2 separate regions of the Homo sapiens genome follow, and region 1 is linked to region 2. Evidence: read pairs that join two places in POLR2A ChIA-PET (ENCODE). Cell type or tissue: GM12878. All regions are shown on one strand. Links, peaks and the distances in the headings refer to the core of each region. The heading gives the core; the rest is flanking DNA.

The links. Peaks named below come from ENCODE experiments on the same cell type or tissue, not always from the same donor. Only the 100,000 strongest peaks of a DNase experiment are listed, where the experiment ranks them.
Region 1: POLR2A ChIA-PET joins it to region 2 with 5 read pairs; 3 of 35 experiments call an interaction of 5 or more read pairs at or near these places.

Annotation. Positions count from the first base shown.
Region 1 is chr17:1,602,184-1,614,628 of GRCh38, forward strand. It overlaps SLC43A2 (solute carrier family 43 member 2), which reads right to left. Exons shown (of 14, transcript NM_152346.3): 5 at 11,012-11,088. It also overlaps the pseudogene RN7SL105P. Among named protein-coding and RNA genes, the nearest start is that of SLC43A2, 20 kb to the right of the region's middle. RefSeq lists an enhancer at 4,360-5,125. In GM12878, for the core only: no CTCF peak of the experiment used is centred there; a DNase peak (open chromatin) is centred at 5,348; H3K27ac peaks cover 2,659 bases.
Region 2 is chr17:1,471,113-1,481,629 of GRCh38, forward strand. MYO1C (myosin IC) reads right to left here. Exons shown (of 32, transcript NM_001080779.2): 6 at 9,594-9,773; 7 at 9,415-9,513; 8 at 8,480-8,593; 9 at 8,319-8,390; 10 at 7,504-7,623; 11 at 7,298-7,380; 12 at 6,975-7,080; 13 at 6,779-6,859; 14 at 6,393-6,484; 15 at 3,826-3,920; 16 at 3,700-3,746; 17 at 3,498-3,578; 18 at 1,011-1,116; 19 at 795-912; 2 more. Among named protein-coding and RNA genes, the nearest start is that of MYO1C, 16 kb to the right of the region's middle. RefSeq lists a silencer at 2,820-2,909 and enhancers at 3,720-3,849, 4,000-4,069. In GM12878, for the core only: a CTCF peak has its summit at 2,243 (motif pointing left); DNase peaks (open chromatin) are centred at 2,899 and 3,859; H3K4me3 peaks cover 1,581 bases; H3K27ac peaks cover 2,002 bases.

The sequences.
Region 1 (12,445 bases), core at 2,287-10,286, 130 kb after region 2:
TTTTATAGAGACAGGGTCTCACTCTATTGCCCAGGCTGGTCTTGAACTCCTGGATTCCAGCGATCCTTCCACCTTGGCTTCCCAAACTGCAATGATTACAGGCATGAGCCACTGCACCCGGCCAATCTTTGTATATTGATTTTGTGAAGGCTCTTTATGTATTAAAGACATTCATTCACAGGCCGGGCACGGTGGCTCACACCTGTAATCCCAGCACTTTCAGAGGCCGAGGCAAGCGGATCACCTGAGGTCAGGGGTTTGAGACCAGCCTGGCCAACATAGTGAAACCTCGTCTTTACTAAAAATACAAAAATTAGCCGGACATGGTGGCAGGCACCTGTAATCCTAGCTACTTGGGAAGCTGAGGCAGAAAAATCGCTTGAACCCCAGAGGCAGAGGTTGCAATGAGCCGAGATTGTGCCACTGCACTCCAGCCTGGGCGACAGAGCGAGACTCTTGTCTCAAAAATTAATAAAAATAAAATAAAATGAAGACATTCACAGTTCTATATACTATGAATAAATTTTCCTAGTTTGTCATTTAACTTCTTAATTCATGGTGTTTTGTTTTTTCAGTTTTTTTTTTTTTTTTTGAGATGGAGTTTCGCTCTTATTGCCCAGGCTGGAGTGCAATGGTGCAATCTCGGCTCACCGCAACCTCCACCTCCCGGGTTCATGCGATTCTCCTGCCTCAGCCTCCCAAGTAGCTGGGATTACAGGCACCCGCCACCACACCCGGCTAATTTTTGTATTTTTAGTAGAGACAGGGTTTCACCATGTTGGCCAGGCTGGTCTCGAACTCCTGACCTCAGGTGATCCACCCGCCTCAGCCTCCCAAAGTGCTGGGATTACAGGCGTGAGCCACTGCGCCCGGCCGAGGGTTTTAAAGATCATAAATAGGGTAGGTATTAACAATAGTTACTATTATGATATGTGTTATGACTTCATAACAGGGAAAATCTTCTGGTCAAGCTGCTCCTGGGCATAGCCAACGAGGGAAGTGTCCTCTGGCAGGAACCACAGCTCTGGGAGGAAGAAAAGGAAGCCGACTACAGGATAAAACACAAATTAGTATTCCCCTTTAAATAAATAATTAGTGTCCACAGAGATGGCCTTTCTTCTCCTGTCCTTGTTATTCTGTTGTGACCACACATTGACTGCTGTCAGGATGTTTATGCTTTGGGTTTCACTGGTCAAGGTCATCCTTCATGTTCTCTTCAGAGAGGTTTCATTTGACACAAATGCTAGGTACTCCCTAAAAGCTGAAACACACTTTTGACCACCTATTTAAAAACTTTTATTGGTCAAAAAACACCATGAGGCCGGGCGCGGTGGCTCACACCTGTAATCCCAGCACTTTGGGAGGCCGAGGCAGGGGATCACCTGAGGTCAGGAGTTCGAGACCAGCCTGGCCAATACGGTGAAACCCCATCTCTACTAAAAATACAAAAAATTAGCCAGGCGTGGTGGCGTGCACCTGTAATCCCAGCTACTCGGCAGGCTGAGGCAGGAGAATCGCTTGAACCCAGGAGGCAGAGGTGGCAGTGAGTTGAGATCGCGCCATTGCACTCCAGTCTGGGCAACAAGAGTGAAACTCTGCCTCAAAAAACAAAACAAAACAAAACAAAACAAAAACTTAAAGATTAGAAAAGTCAAGGGACTCCCCCAAGCTAGTAATGGTCAGATTGGGGATTCAAGCCAGGCCAAGCCTCTGTGTGTAGGCCCCAGGCCACGCTGCCTCTCTGGAGTCTCCTGTGGCTCCGGCCAATACACACTTCAGTTTGGATCCCACGGCTTTTACATGTGCCTTATTAAGATCCAATCTGCGCCCTTCAACTAGAGGTTTATTTTTCATTCATTTACTTATTTATTTTTTGAGACAGAGCCTCACTCTGTCGCCAAGGCTACAGTGCAGCAGCACAATCTCAGCTCACTTCAAGCTCCACCTCCCTGGTTCAAGCGATTCTCCTGCCTCAGCCTCCCGAGTAGCTGGGATTACAGGCATGTGCCACTACGCCACGATGCCCAGCTAATTTTTTTTTTGTATTTTGAGTAGAGATGGAGTTTCGCCATGTTGGCCAGGCTGGTCTCGAACTCCTGACTTCAGGTGATCCATCCGCCTCGGCCTCCCAAAGTGCTGGGATGACAGGCGTGAGCCACCGCGCCCGGTCATTTTTTTAAATTTGTTTTTGGAGATGAGGTCATGCTGTATTGCCCAGGCTGGAGCGCAGTGGCTATTCACAGGCATGATCCCTCTACTGATCAGCAGGACACTTTTGACCTGCTCTGTTTCTGACCTGGGCCGGTTCAGCCCTCCTTAGGCAACCTGGGGGTCCCTCACCCCCCGGAGGTCACCACACTGATGCTGAACTTAGTGTAGACATCTCATCAACACAGCACGCTATTGTGCAGAACTCCTGGGCTCAACTCATCTGCCCACCTCAGCCTCCTGAGCAGCTGAGACTACAGGGGGATACCACAATGCCCAGTCCCCAACTAGAGATGGCTTACATTCCTTCTGAAGCTCCTTTTAGACCCATCTGCCCCCTGCCCTCACCTCCTGCTGTTGCCTTCGGCTGACCTCCCCATGGTCCAGCGCCACAGCATCGGATGGGCTTGCATTTGCCTGTGGACTCCCGTAGGTCATCCTGACATCTGGGTCACTCCCCACATTCCCCCTCTCGCTCACTCCGTCCCCAGCTTCCCTGCCTCCACCGGTCTCAGCTGCGCATAATGGCTGTTCGAAGCCGCGGTGCCGGAGTGAGGGCTGAGCGCTGAGCAGAGCGCCCTAGCGCGGGCCTCGAGGGCTGGCGGAGGGGAAGGACCCCAGGAGGGGAAGGACCAGCTTTGCTGCCAAGCAGGAAGCCGGAGCTGTTTCCTGACTCACCACCACACTCACAGGTGGGAGTGCAAGCCCCTCTTCCCGCCCTCAGGTGCTTCCCACAGCCCCCTCGCCGCCTCTGCCTCCGTGCGGGTCAACCTGTCCTGCCAGCCCGGGCTGTTCACTCACTGCCTCCACGCAGCCTCAGTCACACAGGGAAGCCCGTGACTCTCTCTCTTTCAGCCCCCTGGCTGCAGCATAAACAGGCCGGACTGTGTGACCTTCCCAGAGGGGAAAACAGCAGCTGCAGGCGGCCCCTCCCCTGGCATTCTGGCCATAGAGCATGACCACCGGACAGGAGTGCCTGCAGGGCCAAGGCCCTGGGACAGTGCGGGCGCGGGAGCTTCTCTAAGATGCCGGACGTACGTGCCTTTTGGCCCAGGGCAGGCCATGGCATTGCTGGCAGGCAGAAACAAGGGGCAACCGTGGCACCCCCGGCCCTGACTTTCCACATCCACGGACTCCCGAGTCCTCCCTGGCCTGCAGGAGGCTGGGGAGCTGGGTGGTGGGTGGGGGCTGCGGAGCTGGGAGGTGGGTGGGGGCTGGGGAGCTGGGTGGTGGGTGGGGGCTGGCATTCTGGCCCTCGGGTCCCCTCCAGAGGGAGCCTTGTCCCCAAGTGGCTGGAGTACACACCCAGAGTTCTGTACAACCTGCACAGGCCGGGATCCCGGAACCAGACTGCACAGGTAGACTCTGCCAGGCTGGGCTGTTTCCTACCCACAACAACCGGGCACCTCCAAGCACATGCTGCCCGGGACAAGGTCCTTGTGGTCACCTTTCTGCTTCAGTGCTGAAGGGAGGGGAAGGGTGTGCTCCCCTCCCCCGGCCACCTCCTGTGCCTTCCCGGCCGGGTCCAGTCCTGCCAATACCGCTGCCCTTTCCGTCTGAACGTGGTCACATACTGCAGCAAATTCATGAGGCAGAACCCTCAGATGGCAAATTCTCCCCAAACCAATGGCAAGTAGCTGACTGCCTGAGCTTCCCCAAGGTACAGGACAGAAAGAGAGGAAGGTGGGGAGGCACAGCAGGCACTGGGCACTGGCAAGTCCCGCTCACCAGGCACCTAGACCCTCCAGAGCTGGCCGGGGGCCACCGCGGGACCCTCTCCTGGACCCTCCAGAGCTGGCCGGGGGCCACCGTGGGACCCTCTCCTGGCTGCAGACGCGGGGTCTACTGAGCCACGGCACTAAACTCCTGTCCCCTCTCTGGGGGCATCTGCCATCCTGCCCTCCTCTCCAGGATCTGAAGAGGGATGTTTATCCTCTTCACTTCCCTCAGATCCCACCTCCCATGAAATCATGCCTTCCTCAGGTTTAAAGTCAGACTTGAAGGAATCAAAAGGGAAAATCCACAGAGAAATGTCTCATCGGGGAGCCTGGCAACATTTTGAAACCCGCTTTTCTGTGTGGCTTCTGCTGAGAAATCCCCATCCCACCCACGGGGACAGGGGTCAGAGTAATGGAGTGGAAATGGCAGGTTCACAATTTTGGCTACAGCTGCTCCCATCTCTAAGCAACCCAGGCTCCGGGTTGGAGGGTGGCGACCCCAAGATGCGGCCTCAGCCGCCGGCCGTGTTTGTGCTCCAGCCGATGAAGCGAGTGCAAAGGGCTGTACAAACGCGAGGCACTGAACAAACACTGAGCGTGCCGTCCAGATGTCCCGGGGGAGGCTGAGGATCCACACCGTGGGGAGTGCTCTGCCCCCATGGAGTGACCTGGCGTCCGCCCTCCACGGATGGCACGCGATGGCCCAGGCCCTGTGCTGCAGGGCCCTGGGAGAGCCAGCACTGGCTACTGGGCAGCCTACCTGACGCGACAGCCACCCTTGCCCCTCGGAGCCTCCACTTGGGAGGGAAATACCACCATGGGTGCCGACCTCTTGGGCTCTGGAAGGATGGCTCATGGCCATCTCCTTCTGGACTACAAGGAAAAGGCGTGTGCCCGCTTGGAGCCCCCTCTCCTACCAGTGGGGGTAACAGCTCGCAGCCCCTGGTCATCTGTATTTAGACCACAGCCCATGCAGCACAAAGGCCCCGGGACCCAGGAAGTCCCCGAATTAAGGCTTCCACAGCGCCGTCCCCTAGAGTCCTGGGTTATCACAGAGCTATTATCCACAGCCCCAACATGGTTGTTGAAGATTGGAGTTAGAAATTCCTAAAGGCGACCCTGGAGACTCCTTTGTCCCCCAAATTAGAACACGGGTGGGAGACACAAACAGAAAGTGCCATTGTGCCCTGAGCTTGGCGTCTCTGGGAGCTGATCCCGACAGTTCTGCTTTCTGAAGTCCTGGGTTGTATCAGAATGAGATTCGGCTCTGCTCAGCAGAAGCCCCAGTCAGCCCAAGAGTGTTGCTTAACTGCTTCAGCCCTGTCCTCACTGACCTCATTTCCCTTTTGGGGTCTGTTCTCAAGGAGCAGGCACTGGAGCCCTCATCAGAGGCCTCAGGGGGCAGGGGAATGCCCATGGAACTCCCTCCACCCTGGGGGGAGGCAGAAAGAGATGACTTAGAAGGAGAGCTGGCCCATGCAACCAGAGGGTGTGGGTGTGAATGGTGGGTGTCAGCACATGCCCTCAGACGAGGAACAGTGACGTAGCAGCTTCCTGGGGCCTCTGGACCAAGGGTTGGCAAACTTTTTCCATAAAGGGCCAGACAATAGACTTTTTTTTTTTTGAGTCAGAGTCTCGCTCTGTCACCCATGCTGGAGTGCAGTGGCACAATCTCAGCTCACTGCAACCTCTGCCTCCCGGGTTCAAGCAATTCTCCTGCCTCAGCCTCCTGAGTCGTGGGGACTACAGGCGCCCACCACCACATCTGGCTAATTTTTGCATTTTTAGTAGAGACGGGGTTTCACCATGTTGGCCAGCCTGCTCTCAAACTCATGAGCTCAGGTGATCCACCCGCCTCAGCCTCCCAAAGTGCTGGGGTTACAGGCGTGAGCTAGTGTGCCTGGCTAAGACAGTAGACCTTTTGGGCTTTACAAGCCATATGGCCTCTGTCACGACTGCGTTGACTCTGATGAGATACCACAAAAGCAGCCACAGACAGGAGCAAACAGGCACAGCTCTACCCCATGAAGTTTTGTTTACAAAAACAGGCAGTGGTCTGGATTTGGCCTGGCAATGGCGGTTTGCTGACTCCTGCTCTAGATCAAAAAATGAAAACCTTGAAGAACAAACCAACAGCCTCCCTTAGACAGACCTCTGGTAGCCAAACGCTTCAAATGGTGATCAGGTGACTCTCTTGCCTGGTCACTCTCTAGCCTGTGTAGCTTTTTGCCTCCAGTGGGAGAGCAAAGAGTGAATAGAAACGCTCCTGCCACAGTGGTTTGTGTGTTTTGTTTTTTTTTTTAAGACGGAGTCTCACTCTGCCACCCAGGCTGGAGTGCAGTGGTGCGATCTCAGCTCACTGCAACCTCCGCCTCCCGGGTTCAAGCAATTCTCCCACCTCAGCCTCCCGAGTAGCTGGAATTACAGGAACATGCCACCATCCCAGGCTAATTTTTGCATGTTTAGTACAGATTGGGTTTCATCATGTTGGCCAGGCTGGTCTTGAACTCCTGGCCTCAGGTGATCCACCCACCTTGGCCTCCCAAAGTGCTGGGATTACAGGTGTGAGCCACCGCACCCGGCCACCGCAGTGGTTTTTAGCCTTCACACAGACCTGCCAGAGGCCAGTGAAAGTAATGGACCCTCCCCTCCAGAAAGACACAGCTGAGCAGCACCTACACACGCTTTGTTGGCATGGAATTTCAAGGGTGTGCACGGCTCTCCTGAAGCTTACTCATGGACCATGTAGAGACCTGAAAACCCCAGGGTAAGATCTCCTGCTCACTCGGAAAGAACACTAGTGTCTTTGTATTTGAAAGAGCTCTTACGAGTCACTAAATACTAATAATAATAAAATCAAGAGCACTGTAGAAAAATAGACAAATGACACAAAGAAGCAATTCACAGAAGAAATGCAATTTACCAATAAAGAGGAGAAAAAATGCTCTGTCTCACTAATAATGAAATAAATTTTAAAAATGGCATGTCGTTTTTCATAGGATCAGAGTGGCTATGTTTTAAAGAGGAATGACATGGCACTGGAAGGGACATGGAGGAAAAGACACTCGTGTACGTGCTGGTGGGCCTGTGGTGGCAGGCAGGCTTTTTTTTGAGACAGAATTTCACTCGTCGCCCAGGCCGGAGTGCAGTGGCGCAATCTCGACTCGCTGCAACCTCTGCCTCCCGGGTTCAAGCGATTCTCCTGCCTCAGCCTCCCAAGTAGCTGGGATTACAGGCGCCCTCCACCAAGCCCAGCTAATTTTTGTATTTTTAGTAGAGACGGGGTTTCACCATACTGGTCAGGCTGGTCTCGAACTCCTGACCTCAGGTGATCTGCCCGCCTCAGCCTCCCAAAGTGCTGGGATTACAGGCGTGAGCCACTGCGCCCGGCCAGATAACATTTTTAGAAGACTATTTAACAGTACATATTAAATTTTAAAACATGCTAATCCTGTGGCCCAGGGCTGCCAGGAACTTATTTTACAGAAATACATGTACAGGGATGCTCACTTCAGCAGCATTCATAAATTGGAAAAATTGGGAACCAAGCCAAAAGTCCATTAGTTGGAAACAGGTTGAATAAATGATGGTCCATCTATATTAAAGAATAATATACAGAACTGCTTAATAATAAGGCAGATCTCTAAGTACTGACAGGAAAGGATGTAAAAGATACATTAAGGGAAAAGGCAAGTTATCACAGTTCTTTTTTTTTTAAGAAAAAAAAAAAGAATAACACTGGTACATGCAGATCTTTTAAATACTGAAGAAATATATTCCAAACTGATGAAGACAGGCTGATAGAATTTTTTTTTTTTAAACGGAGTTTCGCTCTTGTTGCCCAGGCTGGAATGCAATGCCGCGGTCTCGGCTCACTGCAACCTCCGCCACCCAGGTTCAAGCGATTCTCCTGCCTCAGTCTCCCAAGTAGCTGGGATTACAGGCGTGTGCCACCATGCCCGAGTAATATTTTTGTATTTTTAGTAGAGATGGGGTTTCATTTCACCATGTTGGCCAGGCTGGTCTCGAACTCCTGACCTCAGGTGATGGGAACCTTCTCAGCCTCCCAAAGTGCTGGGATTACAGGTGTGAGCCACTGCGCCTGGCAGGCTCATAGAAGTTTAGTCTACAATTCATATTTCTGAAATGTTAAATTTTTACTTTTATTTTTGGGACAAGGTCTCGCTCTGTCACACAGGCTGGAATATAGTGGTGTCATTGTGGCATACTGTGGCCTGGAACTTCTGGGCTCAAGCCTTCCTCCCACCTCAGCCTCCCGAGGAGCTGGGACTACAAGCAACTGCCACCATGCCCTGGCTAATTAAAAAAAAAAAAAAATTGGAGAGACAAGGTGTCTCGCTATGTTGCCCAGGCTGGTCTCAACCCTGGCCTCAAATGATCCTCCCACCTTAGCCTCCCAAAGTGCTGGGATTACAGGTGTGAGCAACTGCTCCCAACCTGAATTTTTAAAATAAAATCATTTTTGGGCCAGGTATGGTGGCTCACACCTGGAATCCCAGCACTTTGGGAGGTCAAGGTGGGAGGATCTGTTGAGCCCAGGAGTTTGAGACCAGCCTGGTCAACATAGTAAGACCCCATCTGTAAAAAATGAAAATAAAAAATGTAATGAAAAAAATTTTGTTTTATAATTATAAAACATAAAAAAAGACAAAGAATTCTTACTGGCCTATTAGCTCCAACCGCAGGGTCCCTTTTAAAGTCTTTCTTTTTTTCCTTTTTTTTTTTTTGAGGGGGAGTCTTGATCTTGTCACCCAGGCTGGAGTTCAGTGGCGCGATCTCGGCTCACTGCAAACTCCGCCTCCCGGCCTCAAGCGATTCTCCTGCCTCAGCCTCCCAAGTAGCTGGGATTCCAGGGACCCACCACTGTGCCCAGCTAATTTTTGTATATTTTAGTAGAGACGGGGTTTCACTATCTTGGGCCAGGCTGGTCTCGAACTCCTGACCTCATGATCCACCACCCCCATCGGCCTCCCGGAGTGCTGGGATTACAGGTGTGAGCCACCGCACCCGGCCTAAAGTCTTTCTTAACAGGGATTCTTGGTCGTTTTTCAGACAAAACACCTCTCGGCATTTCGGGGTGTGAGGTCCTCAAGCTCAAGGACCATCTCGTTCCTTTATCCCTGAAATTCAGGCCTGCCGTGACAGAGGCGTCGCGTGACTAAAATAATGGAGGTGAGGCCAGGTTTTTAGTTTTCATGCTGATGAAAGAGCTGCTGGTTTTCGGCCGAGCGCCGTGGCTCACGCCTGTCATCCCAGCACTTTGGGAGGCTGAGGCGGGCAGATTGCCTGAGATCAGGGGTATGAGACCAGCCTGGCCAACATGGTGAAACCCCGTCTCTACTAAAAATACAAAAATTAGCGAGGCGTGATGGTGCACGCCTATAGTCCCAACTACTCGGGAGGCTGAGGTAGGAGAATTGCCTGAACCCGGGAGGCGGAGGTTGCAGTGAGCCAAGATTGCGTCACTGCACTCCAGCCTGGGCAACCGAGCAGACTCAAAAAAAAAAAAAAGAAAAAGGAAAAAAGAAGAGGTCCAGAAGCCCCCAGAGCTCCCTCAAAGCTAAACAAGAACCCTTCAATGGCACGACAAGGGAAATCAGAAACCAGAGTGTACCACAAATAGTAATGGTAGGTACTGTGTCTTAGAAACTTTTTCACCGGTAAACTGATGCAGGCGAGGTTTCCTTGATGGACAGAAGCCTCTCTGAAGAAGCTATTATTCTCACTTCTTTCCCAATGGCCAGCTCGGAATGGCACAATTGCCCAACTGGGCGAGCCCACAGAGTTCCCTTCTTCCCTCTGGGAGAGACTTTTTGGTTCCTCTTTTGACTTTCTTTTTTGTTGTTGTTTTTGAGACAGAGTCTGGCTCTGTCGCCCAGGCTGGAGTGCAGTGGCTTGATCTTGGCTCACGGCAACCTCCGCCTCCCAGGTTCCAGCAATTCTCCCGCCTCAGCCTCCGAGTAGCTGGGATTACAGGCATGCACCACCCGCCCGGCTAATTTTTGTATTTTTTAGTAGAGACGGGGTTTCACCATGTTGGCCAGGCTGGTCTCAAACTCCTGACCTCAAGTGATCCGCCTGCCTCAGTCTCCCAAAGTGCTGGGATTTCAGGTGTGAGCCACCATGCCCAGCCCCTTTTTTGACTTTCTTTCTTTCAACCCCACCTTCCTTCTGCCTCCCTGACATCAAGAAGGAGCATATTTTGTGATGTCCTGGGGCTCCCAACAAGGGGGTGCTTAGTACCCCGAGAAAACATCTCCCCCAGGCGACTGTCTGTGCCCGGGCACGGAGGAAACAAGAGGAGCAGAAGACCAGATGTTCCCTGCATTTTCCATCTGGCTCCGGACAAAGGCAAAGGTTGAGGCAGTTCCACGGGAGGCGGGTGGTCAGGCTGCTCCATGAGCCGAAGCTCCCGGAGACCCTGATGACAGCTGCCGAGGAAAACAGGAAAAGAAAGTGGGCGGCAGCGTTTTGTCTTCCTGCCTCTGCCTTCCTTGGGCACAAGGCTAGTGAGCTGCTTCCGCAGCATCAAAGCCCAGATCAGAAGGCAGGGAATGTCGGCCAGGCCAGGTGGCTCACGCCTGTCACCCCAGCGCTTTGGGAGGCCAAGGCGGGTGGATCACCTGAGGTCAGGAGTTTGAGACCAGCCTGACCAACATGGCGAAACCCCATGTGTACTAAAAATACAAAAATTAGCCGGGTGTGGTGGCGCACGCCCATAGTCCCAGCTACTCGGGAGGCTGAGGCAGGAGAATCGCTTGAACCTGGGACGCGGAGGTTGCAGTGAGCCGAGATCCCCCCACTGCACTCCAGCCTGGGCGACAGAGCAAGACTCCGTCTCAAAAAAAAAAAAAAAGGCAAGGGATTGTGAAGCCACGCCCTGCTGCCTGTGGACCTCAGCTGAGGAGGCCCTGCCAGGCCACCTCGCCCATAGCCCCTCTACTGTTTGGGACACCCAGGCACATGCAGGCACATGGAAGGCAAGGAAACAGAAACCAATCAAAGCGGCCTCAAATTTAGAAACAGATTACTGAACTACAGAGCTTTAAAAAATCTGTACTCACTGTTAATGAGGTGAAGGTCATACACATCCCACCAAAGCCATTCAGAGCCAGGGCGATGAAGATGAGCACGGAGAGAGCTGCAGGGACATGGAAAGCTCGTGAGTGGAGACCCCAGCTGAGCTCCAGGGAAGCCGGGACCAGCCCAGAGTCCTGCGCGGTGCAGGCTCCCAGTAAATCCAGTAAACGCAGGCCGGGGTTAGTACCTGACATCTGGGGAGTGGAACTGCCCCTTTCTCACCCCCTCCTCTAGGCCTATTTCTTTTTCTTTTTTAATCGAGACGTAGTTTTGCTCTTGTCACCCAGGCTGGAGTGCAATGGCACGATCCTGGCTCACTGCAACCTCTGACTCCCGGGTTCAAGTGATCCTCCTGCCTCAGCCTCCCAAGTAGCCGGGATTACAGGCATGCGCCACCACACCCGGCTAATTTTTGTATGTCTTGCCATGTTGGCCAGGCTGGTCTCGAACTCCTGGCCTCGGGTGATCTGCCGATCTCAGCCTCCCAAAGCGCTAAGATTACAGGCATAAGCCACCATGCCCAGCCTCCTCTTGCCTATTTCACAAAGCGTGGGCTCTTGAAAAAGCTGCACACCCATCTTCTTTTCTCCAATTAATATTAGCAGTGTCCAGGCGCAGTGACTCACACCTAGAATCCCAACACTTTGGGAGGCTGAAGCAGGAGAATTGCTTGAGCCCAGGGGTTCAAGACCAGCCTGGGCAACAAAGTGAGACCCCATTTCTAAAAAAAAGTTAAAAATTAGCCAGGTGAAGCCAGGCGCGGTGGCTCACGCCTGTAATCCCAGCACTTTGGGAGGCTGAGGCAGGTGGATCACGAGGTCAGGAGATCAAGACCATCCTGGTTAACACAGTGAAACCCCATCTCTAATAAAAATACAAAAAATTAGCCAGGCGTGGTGGCGGGTGCCCGTGGTCCCAACTACACAGGAGGCTGAGGCAGGAGAATGGCGTGAACCCGGGAGGTGGAGGTTGCAGTGAGCTGAGATTGCGCCATTGCACTCCAGCCCGGGCGACAGAGGGAGACTCTGTCTCAACAACAACAACAAAAAAATTAGCTAGCTGTGTGTGTGCGTGCCTGTAGTCCCAGCTACTCTGGAGGCTGAAGTGGGACGATCGCTTGAGCCTGGGAGGTCCAGGGTGCAGTAAGCTGTGACTGCACCACTGCACTCCAGCCAGGGTGACAGAGAGAGACCCTGTCTCTAAAACAAAACAAAACAAAACAACAACAACAAAAAAACAAACAGCAGCGAGCAGGAGGCCTAAGAAACCAAAAATACAGGTTCCTGAAAATCAGTAGATGAGCCTGGCTAAGATTTTGGTGAAACTCGAGTCCTCTTTTGGTGTTTGCTCTACAAATCCTTGAACAGGGTTGGGGACCAGGTGGCTTCTAAGCCATCCTTCATGCTTTGGCCTGTGCT
Region 2 (10,517 bases), core at 1-8,000:
ACAGGGTCTTGGGGAAGCGGATGAAGATCTTGGTCCTGGGAGAGCAGTAGTGATCAGCCCGGGGTTGCCACTCCCATTCCCCGCAGGCACCCGGCACGGACACTACCCACCTGCCCATCTTGTACTCTTCTGGCTTGTAGCCCAGGTGTCGGACCAGCACAGCCACCCCATCCTGCGGCCGTCCTGCCCACGTGGGCCACGTCTCTGGGCACAGTGACTTGTACCTGGGGACAGGAATGCACGCGGCTCCCACCCCAGTCAGCAGCCTGCCCTGGGGACCCCAATCAGCTTTCTCTGGGCACCTGCTGGGTGCTCCCACTGACTCGTTCACAGCTAGCAGGAGGCTCACTCGGTCACTGCCCCCATTTTAAAGATGAAGAAACCGTTCTTATCTACCTAAGGCCAAGTAACTAGAAAGTGGCAGAGATGAAATTCAGTTTGACCCCCCAGGCCCCCGACTCAGAAGAACCACAAAGCTGCTCCACCCTTTCGGAGCCCCTTGGAAGCTGCCCTACAAGGCTTGCTGTCTGCCTCTGGTGCCCGGCACGTGGACGGAGGCCTCCTGTACCCCTGACCGGGTGCTCCTGGAGGGCACGGCCTGGGGGAGCCGGGTATTCTTTCCACCCAGCCTGATGTCAGGACCGCAGCACCAAGGGCCTCCACCAAGGGCAGCCCAGGGCCTCCGCATCCGCATTTCTAAAATGGGGCCGAGAACCCTTGTCTGCCCTCATGGGACCTAGGGGCTCCTACCCTCCCGCTCCCCTTCCCTGGCACCGAGCAGGACCTGCCCCCACCTTTGCAGGAAAGCTTCGTATTTGCGGCGATAGGCAAAGCCGGCTCTGCGCACGCGCAGGTTTTCCAACAGCCCCAGGTACTTCACCTGGTGGCGGATCAGCACCTCGTCAAAGCGGCCTGGGGTAGGGGGAGCGCCGTGGTCAGCGGGCTGGCGCTGACGGCCTGTCTCCTGCAGGGGAGGCCCGGCCCCGAAGTCCCCCGTGGGAGGGGCCTACCGGGCTGTTTGGCATCATTGGGTTTGATGCAGCGGACGTAGGCGGGCTCCTTAGACTGCAGGATCTCCACCAGCTGCAGGAGGCTCATCTTGAACTGGGTGGCGACCTGGCGAGCCAAGAGGCATGGGAGGTTGGCCGGAGCTGGGCTAAAGCTGCTGACCCCAGCAGCGAGTACCCCACTCCCCTGGCTGGTGACGCGCGCAGCAGCCTCTGATTCTGCCTGGTCCTTACTCCTCCCACCACAGCTTCCTCGCAGCAGAGGAGGGGGCCAGACTCCACCCCTTACCCCTCTGGCTGGGCGAGAGACCTCAGTCTACGAGCCTCACTCCAGCCTAAAACTCCTGCTCAGGTCTCCCAGCAACCTCAGTGCTACACCTCCCTTTAGTGGCCCTTCTTTTTCTTTCTAGAACTTCAGGGCTGCGTTCCTAAACAGCATGTCCCATGCTACGCATTCAGCTAGTATCTGGGTATGCTGCTCTGCGGGACCTGGAAGGATCTCAGGCCTGGCGGAGGAGCACGCTCCTTGGCAAAGACTCACAATCCCGGTGTTCCGAGAGTAGCAGGTGTATGCCTGTGGGTTCTGAGAGCCCCACAAAGGGACAATTCATCCAGTCTGAGGGTTAGGGGGCACCAGGTGACGTCTTCTGGAAATGACGCTCTGCTGAGCTTTAAAGGATAAGGAGGAGGGGCGGGTGAAGTGGCTACAGGGAAGGACTGAGGGGGAGCTGCTAAGTACTCCGGCAAGATCCAGTGGCTGGACAAGGGAGACAAGGAGAGAAAAGAACGAGGGGGCCGGAGCCGGGCGCGGTGGCTCACGCCTGTCATCCCAGCACTTTGGGAGGCCGAGGCGGGCGGATCACCTGAGGTCAGGAGTTTAAGACTAGCCTGGCCAACATGGTGAAACCCCATCTCTACAAAAATAAAAAAATTAGCCGGGCACGATGGCGGGTACCTGTAATCCCAGCTACTCGTGAGTGTGAAGTGGGAGAATGGCGTGAGCCCAGGAGGCAGAGGTTGCAGTGAGCCGAGATCGCGCCACTGCACTCCAGCCTGGGTGACAGAGCGAGACTCCGTCTCAAAAACAAAAACAAAAACAAAAAAGGGGATGACACCCAGGTTTCTGGCCTGGGGGACTGGGTCAAAGAAGGAGAAAGCCTGGAGGGGCAGACCAAGGGCCCGTTTGTTATAGACCAGTGGGATCTAGGGTGCCCTGGGGCCACCTAGGGGAAGAGGATGAGATACACGAGTCTGTGGCTTGCTGGAGAGGCCTGGGCGGGAGGGTGTGTAGGCATCCTCAGCAGGGAGACGCTAGGGCCGGGAGGATGTGGTGCTTCGGGAGAGGGTGGGGTGGACGGCAGCAGCGGGCAGGGGCACAGTGAGCCACACCCTGGGCAGCATGTCGCCTGCATGCCCTCCCTGCCAGGCAGTCTGGCTTCCACCTCCCTATGGACTCACTGACCTCACTCTTCTGGGGCTCCCCTGACCCTCTTTTTGCCAAGCCCAACAGCCGTACCTCCGCCTTCAGCTCGCTGGAGCCCTCCCTGCATCTGGCACCCTGGCCATGCCTGCCTTTCCCCCGGTCCTTCTCCTTGATGCCATCGCTTTCCTGCTCACCTCATGGCCTTTTTAGACTCTCTGTGTCTGGACTGGGCCCTCACTATAGGTTCATCTGACATTCCCAAGTCATCTCCAATGCTTCCTCCTCCAGGGAGCCTCCCCAACCCCTCACCCCTTCCGCCCCGTCAGGCCGTTTGCTGTTCCCTCTTCTAAGTTTGCAAAGCACCCTGTGCACATGTTGCTGCAGGCACACCCACTCATTGTGGTACCTCAGTGCCTGGCAGTGTCTGCTATAAATGTCTGCTGAGTGGGTAGACACATGACAGCAACCGCACAGAGGCAGCTGTCAACATATGGGCACCCACAGAGACAGACGTACACAAGGATTCCCCTACAGACACAGCCCACACTGAAGACACACGACTCCACTATAGACACAGCACACACACACAAGTAGGCAAACAGGGACAGGCGTGGTGGCTCACACCGGTAATCCTAACACTTTGGGAGGCCGAGGCAGGTGGATCACCCGAGGTCAGGAGTTTGAGACCAGCCAGGCCAACATGGTGAAACCCCATCTCTACTTAAAATACAAAAAATTAGCCGGGCATGGTGGCAGGCGCCTGTAATCCCAGCTACTCAGGAGACTGAGGCAGGAGAATCGCTTGAACCAGGGAGGTGGAGGTTGCAGTGAGCCCAGATTGCGCCACTGCACTCCAGCCTGGGCAACAGAGCGAGACCCTGTCTCAAAAAAAAAAAAAAAAAAAAAAAGTAGGCAAAGAGGCACCTAAGGCAGCCCCCTACAGACACCTGCAGATGTGCACGGGCTCACACGCGTTCACACGCACGCTGCCAGCTCCCAGGCTCACACAGGCCCTCATGCACACTCAGGCGCATGCACCCCTGCGCCCGGTCCCGCCACCTCCTCACCGTCTCTGGCCGCTTCTTGTCACTGAGCTCGCTCCGGTCAAAGCACTGGCTCATAATGGGATTCTTTGAGCTACACATGGTCTGTGTGGGCAGAGCCGGGGTCAGGGTGGGGCACAGGGACAGGCAGGACAGGCTCCTGGACACAGGTGCAGAGCTGTGGGCTATCCCCACCCCCACCCCGGCCTCCCCACGTCCTCCTCACCTCCTTAAGGTTCCGGAAGAGAAGGTCATTGTTTTTGTCCAGAAACCCTGGGAGGGGAGAACCGACGTGAGGTGAGACAGAGCCTCCCCGCAGGCCCCTGTGGGGACACAGCCCCAGGATCCTCACCGGTCACGCTGTAGGTCACCTCCCCCGCATAGTGCAGAAGGCGGAATTCCCCTCGGCCCAGAGATTTCCTGGTCCGCTGGTCAGCCAGCTTGTGCCTGGGGGTGACAGGGAGGAAGCTGCAGATGGCTGCCGGCCTGAGCCAAGCCCTCTGCCTGCTGAAAGGGCCTCAGGAGCAGGAACCAGCTGCCCAGGTGCACCCCAGGCCGGGCACAGTGGCTCACGGCTGTAATCCCAGCAGTTGGGGAGGCCGAGGTGGGTAGATCACAAAGTCAGTACTTCGAGACCAGCTTGGTCAATATGGTGAAACCCCATCTCTACCAAAAATACAAAAATTAGCCAGGCGTGGTGGTGGGCGCCTGTAGTCCCAGCTACTCAGGAGGCTGACAAAGGAGAATCGCTTGAACCTGGGAGGCAGAGGTTGCAGTGAGCCGAGATGGTGCCACTACACTCCAAAAAAAAAAGAGCAGGTGCACCCCCAGGGCTGGGTCACTGAGGCAGGCCAGGCAGGGCCAGTGGCCTCCCTGATCAGAGCGGACCATGGAGGCTCAGAGAGGTAGATGGCCTTGGCCAGGGCCACACAGTGCCAGGACCGGGACCTGGGCCTCCTGACGGCCAGGGTACGCTGCAGGGAGGGAAACTCTCGTTGCTTCGGCCGCTGCGGGCTCTGCTCAGAAGGGGTGGTGAGCTGCGCACTACTTTTCAGAATGGAATCTGCTGCCCCAAGAGAGCACTTAAGTCTTAGGCGTGTTTATACCCTTTCACCCATTTGCTTTTAAGAACTATTTCAAGCAGCTAACCAGAGACACGGACAAAGATTGAAGGCACGGAGATGTTTGTGGCAGCCTTGTGATTCCAGCAGAAACCTGGGAGGCTGGCCAGGGGCCCCGAAGGGCTGGGTGAGAGAGGGGAGTATCTGTGGGTCAGAACCGCTCCAGGAAGTGTTCTGAGGAAAATGTTGTTTGATGATACGGGAAAATGTGCAGGATATTTACCCTGAGCCTTATACACAAGTTCTCGACTACGAAAAAAAATGCATAGAAAAAGGCAGGAGGGAAATGCCTCACACAGTTAACAGCCATGGCCTTTGGGCGACGGGATCACAGGTGGCTTTTGCGCACATTCCAACTTTGCTGTAATAAGCAATATTATTTTTATAATCAGGAACAAGTTTTTAGTATTTATTATTTAATGAATCAGGCAGCCCCTAAACCCGAATAGATTCAGAGAGACTCCTAGAAACAAGTCTTTTTTTTTTTTTTGAGACGGAGTCTCACTCTGTCATCCAGGCTGGAGTGCAGTGGCACCATCTCAGCTCACTGCAAGCTCCGCCCCCCAGGTTCAAGCAATTCTCCTAGCTCCCAAGTAGCTGGAATTATAGGTGCCCACTACCACGCCTGACTAATTTTTGTAGTTTTAATAGAGATAGGGTTTCACCATGTTGGCCAGGCTGGTCTTGAATTCCTGACCTCAGGTGATCTCTGCCCACCTAGGCCTCCCACAGTGTCGGGATGACAGGCGTGAGCCACCACGCCCATCCAGAAACAAATTTTCAATATATTATTATGCAAAAAATACTCATGGCTTTGGCATTCAACAGCCCTGGCACTGACCCCAGCTCGGCAACCCAGATGAGAGCTAATTTTGGGGAAATGACTTCGCCTCTTGGAGTCTCAGTGAGAAAACACCAAGAACCCCTCAAGGAGCAGCTGCAGGTGAAGCGACGACATGCACAGCATGCATCAGACCGCGCTGGACAGAGGCGCTTGTTCCTGTTTCTACCTCTCCCCACTTCAGAGGATTCCTTCAATAAAAATCAATTTCCAAACAAGGAAGATGAAAAATCTTAGCAAGTTTCATTCTCAAACAAGAAGAAGGAGGAAGCCAGGCTACTAGTGTCTTGTTTTTTGTTTTTTTTTTTGGGGTTGAAGTCTCACTCTGTCGCTCAGGCTGGAGGGCAGTGGTGCGATCTCGGCTCACTGCAACCTGCACCTCCCGGGTTCGAGCGATTCTCCCGCCTCAGCCTCCCGAGTAGCTGGGATTATAGGCACCTGCCACCACACCCAGCGAATTTTTGCATTTTTAGTAGAGACTGGGTTTCACCATGTTGCCCAGGCTCGTTTTGAACTCCTAACCTAAGGTGATCCACCCGCCTCAGCCTCCCAAAGTGCTAGGATTACAGGCGTGAGCCACTGCACCTGGCCTTCTTTCTCTTTTTTAAAAAATTCATTATTTATTTTTTTCCCTTTTTTTTTTTTTTTGAGACGGAGTCTCGCTCTTGTCACCCAGGCTGGAGTGCAGTGGGTTGATCCTAGCTCACTGCAACCTCAAAACTCCAGGGCTCAAGTGATGCTCTTGCCCCAGCCTTCTGCATAGATGGGACTCCAGGCGTGTCAGCATGCCTGGCTAAGCTTCTTAGTTTCTGGACACATGTGAGGGGTCCTTAACTCAGCACCGTCCCTGGTCACCTCCTTGTGGCTGGTGTTTTGTGATGGCGGAGGGACTCCTGCACTCCGCAGGCTCTGCTGCAAGTGAGCCCTTGCCCCCAGCAGCCCCGCAGCCCCACTCACGTCAGGAAGTGTGGATGGTGCTTGACAGTATCCTCCAGCTTCTCCAGGAAGGTCAGGTCTGTGGCCTCCCCGGGGCGCAGACACTCCTCATCCTGGGGGGTGTGGCACAGGGGGAAGGACGTATGGGGGACAGGTCAGAGCGCACAGAGGATTGGGGTCACCGTGCTGGGAGGCACAGACACAGGGGAGGGGCAGATCACAGGGAGTCTCCACAGAGAGCTTCCAACTGGGGCGGCACCTCCCTCCATCCTCCATTCACAGCTCTGCCCTGTCTCTACTCAGCCCCAAACTCTGGCCCTCCGTGGACCAGCCTGGAGAGAACGGAGAAGGGGGACATCCTCCCACCCAGCCTCCAGCACCAGGCCTTGGAGGCGCAGAGGACTCACCAAAATCGAGATGATGCCCTTAAACTTCTCCTCCACCAGATCACAGATGATTTTGTTGTTGAAATACTGGACGGGCTCCCACTGAGGGGCAGAAGGGAAGGAAGGGATCACCGTGGGGTCCTGGCACCCTCTCCCAGGGGCCCCGATACCCAGGCTCCCCGTGGCCCACGGAGAGTGCCCCCAGGCTAGCACACACCGCGATGCCCTCTGCCTCGTACTCCTCCTGCTCCGACTTGAGCGTGAGCTCGATGAAGAGCTGCTGCAGCTTCTCGTTGCAGTAATTGATGCAGAACTGCTCAAAGCTGTAAGGAAGGAGAAGAGCCCACAGTGGCTCAGTGGGGACACAGGACCAGGAGAGGGGAAAAGCTGGACGACGCCCCTGAGCACAGGAGGTGAGAAACACAGAGACAGTCCCCGGCTGGCTGGGGAGTCACAGGGCAGGAATGAGAGGCTGGAGGACAGAAGAGAGGGAGCAGGACAGGAGACCGGGAGGAGAGACGGGGGAAAGATGGCACCGACCTGTTATGCTGAAACACTTCAAAGCCATAAATATCCAGGAGCCCGAGAACCGTGGTGCTCCGCCAGCTGGGGCTCTCCACGTCCTAGGGCAGTCATTCAACCGAAGGCGTGGGCCCCCTGCGCGTGCCAGCCCCACCCTGCAGCACCCCCCGCCTCGCCGACGGCCCTCCCTTCTGCCTTGGGAGCAGTGTGGACCGAGCCCTCACCTTGGAGGCCAGCGACCTGTTGATCTTCCCGACGAGCCAGGTAAAAGTGCGGCTGTACACAGCCTTGGCGAGGGCGTCTCGTGCGTACGCGGCCTGCTCCAGGTTCAGCGGGCTCAGGAGCTGTGGACGCAGCGTGAGACAAGGAGATGAATGCCACAGAGCCTGTGCATCCCACCTGCTCCCAGGCTCAGGCAGACCAGGAAGCCGCCACCACTCTGCACTCCCAGCTCCAGCAAGCCTGCAGTATGGGGAGGGGTGCTGGTAGTGGGACCTCAGGGAGGACAGGTGGCCACCCCAGAGGGAAGGTGGTAGAGGGACAGGAGGCCTCCTTCCCGAGGTGGGAGTCTGGTTCTAGCCGGACTGTTACTCTCTTCCTATGTGACCCTGGCCAGCTCACTGTGCTGCTTCTTTTTTTTGAGACAGAGTCTAGCTCTGTTGCCGTGATCTCGGCTCACTGCAACCTCCACCTCCCGGGTTCAAGCGATTCTCCTGCCTCAGCCTCCCGAGTAGCTGGGATTACAGGCGCCCGCCACCATGCCCGGCTAATTTTTGTATTCTTAGTAGATGGGGTTTCACCATGTTGGCCAAGATGGTCTCGAACTCCTGACCTCAGGTGACCTGCCCACCTCAGCCTCCCCAAGTGCTGGGGTTACAGGCGTGAGCCACGGCGCTCGGCTCTCACTCTGCTTCTCTGAGCAGCCTTCCTTCCATCCCTCCAGCATTGCTGAGGGAACCAGGCGAAGGGGAGTGATGGGAGTAGGGGCTGCCTTGGAACAGCTGCCCCTCCACACCCGAGGGCAAGGGCCCGGCCTCACCTCCTCCCCCTTGGCGATGATCTTCCTGTGTGTCAGGGCTTCTCGCAGCGTCGAGCCTTCCACGCTGAGGAGCTGCCAAGGGCAGGCGAGGACACGGTGAGGGTGCACCCCCAGCCCCCGCCCCCGCCGTCCTCCCGTCGCCCTCTGCCCGCCCCACTCACCCTGGTCAGATACTTGAGCTGGTTCTCGGTGGTGACCTGGGCATTGCTCTCCTCGTTGGCAGCAAAGTGGATGTTGCCCAAATGAAGGACGCTGGCCACGATGCTCAGCAGGTCCTGGGGGAGCAGGCCGGGGGCAGGAGGGGGTGAGAGGGGCCAGAGAGCCCCAAGAGGGCAACTAGCAGATGGCCATGCAGGGGTGGGTGGTGAAGTGTCGGAGAGAAGGGGCTGGAAGTGGGAATGGGTGTTAAAGGTGGAAGGTGATTCTGCGGGTGGGATGGGCACGGTGGCTGACGCCTGTAATCCCAGCACTTTGGGAGGCTGAGGCGGGAGGATCATCTGAGGTCAGGAGTTCGAGACCAGCCCAGCCAACATGGCAAAACCCCATCATTATTAAAAATACAAAAATTAGCCAGGTGTGGTGGCAGGTGTCTGTAATCCCAACTACTCAGGAGGCTGAGGCATGAGAATCACTTTAACCTGGAGGCAGAGGTTGCAGTGAACTGAGATCGCACCACTGCACTCCAGCCTGGGCGAAAGAGCGAGACTCCATCTCAAAAAAAAAAAAAAAAAAAAAAAAGGGATTACTGGCCCACGCCTGTAATCCCAGCACTTTGAGAGGCTGAGGCAGGCGGATCACCTGAGGTCGGGAGTTCGAGACCAGGCTGGCCAACATGGTGAAACTCCGTCTCTACTAAAACTACAAAAAATTAGCTGGGCGTGGTGGCGGGCGCCTGTAATCCCAGCTACTCGGGAGGCTGAGGCAGGAGAATTGCTTGAACCCAGGAGGCGGAGGTTGCAGTGAGCTGAGATTGCACCACTGCACTCCAGCCTGGGCAACAAGAATGAAACTCCGTCTCAAAAAATAAAAAACAAAAAAAAAAGGAGATTTTGGGGGTGTGACAGGAGGAAAGCGAGGGTCCCGGAAGAGGCCTCACCTCCACTTCATCCTCGGTGAAATCAATGACTGTCAGAGCCTTCCTGACGACCTTCCAGTCACTCTTGTCGTTGATGGAGGAGACTTTGGCACACTGGCCCTGGAGGAAGGGCACAGCTGGGTTGCCAGCCCTGGCACCAGATCCCTGGGTGGCACCTGCCCTCCCTGCCAGCCACTCACCTTCACCAGGTACAGGTAGCTCTGGGGGTTCCGTTCCAAGCCCAGCCTGCGAAGAGTCTCCTCCTCGCCCCCCTCCAGCAGCTGGTAGAAGATGTGGAAGTTCCGCTCCCCATGATTCTGGTGCACCACTCGTGACTTTTCCAGGAGGTAACTGAGGATGTGGCCACCCACGGGGGCACCCTGTGGGCAGGGCAGGGCATGAGGCCGGGTCACGGGGACTGGGAAAAGAGCCCACCTGCCCCTCTTCTCCCCTGCACTCCTGGGCTTTGGCAGCCAGACCTGGATGCCAATTCCAGCCCTGCCACTAGCTGCGTCGGCTCAGGCACGCCACCCACGCTGGACTCAGTTACTTCATCTAGGAAATGGGGAGATTCAACTCCAACGACCTGGCTGCTCCACCTGGATGCCTGACAGGTATCGCAAATTCAACAGGCCTGAAGCTCAACACCGGACCTTCTCCCTCTTCAAACAAGCTCCTGTTAGTGTCTGCCCTCCTTGGTCAGTGGTGACTACATCCTTCTCGTTGTTCAAGCCAAGGACTTGGCAGTCCTCCTGGAAGCCTGTGTTTCTCCAAACCCTACATCCAATCAGGCAGCTCATCCTGCTGCCTTAACCTTTAAAACATCCAGAATCCAATCACTGCTCGCCACTTCCACTGCACCACACTGGTCTGAGCCAATGTCACCTGTCACCTACATGATGACATCAGCCCCCTAACCGTTTTCCCTGCTTAGCCTGGTTCCCCTCCCATCTATTCGTCTACTCCCAATCTCCCAGTGAAGCAGCTAAAGTCATTTTTTTATTTTTTATTTTTGGAGACAGGGTCTTGCTTTCACCCAGGCTGGAGTGCAGTAGTGCAATCACAGTTCACTGCACCCTCGAACTCCCGGGTTCAAGCAATTCTCCTGCCTCAGCCTCCTGAGT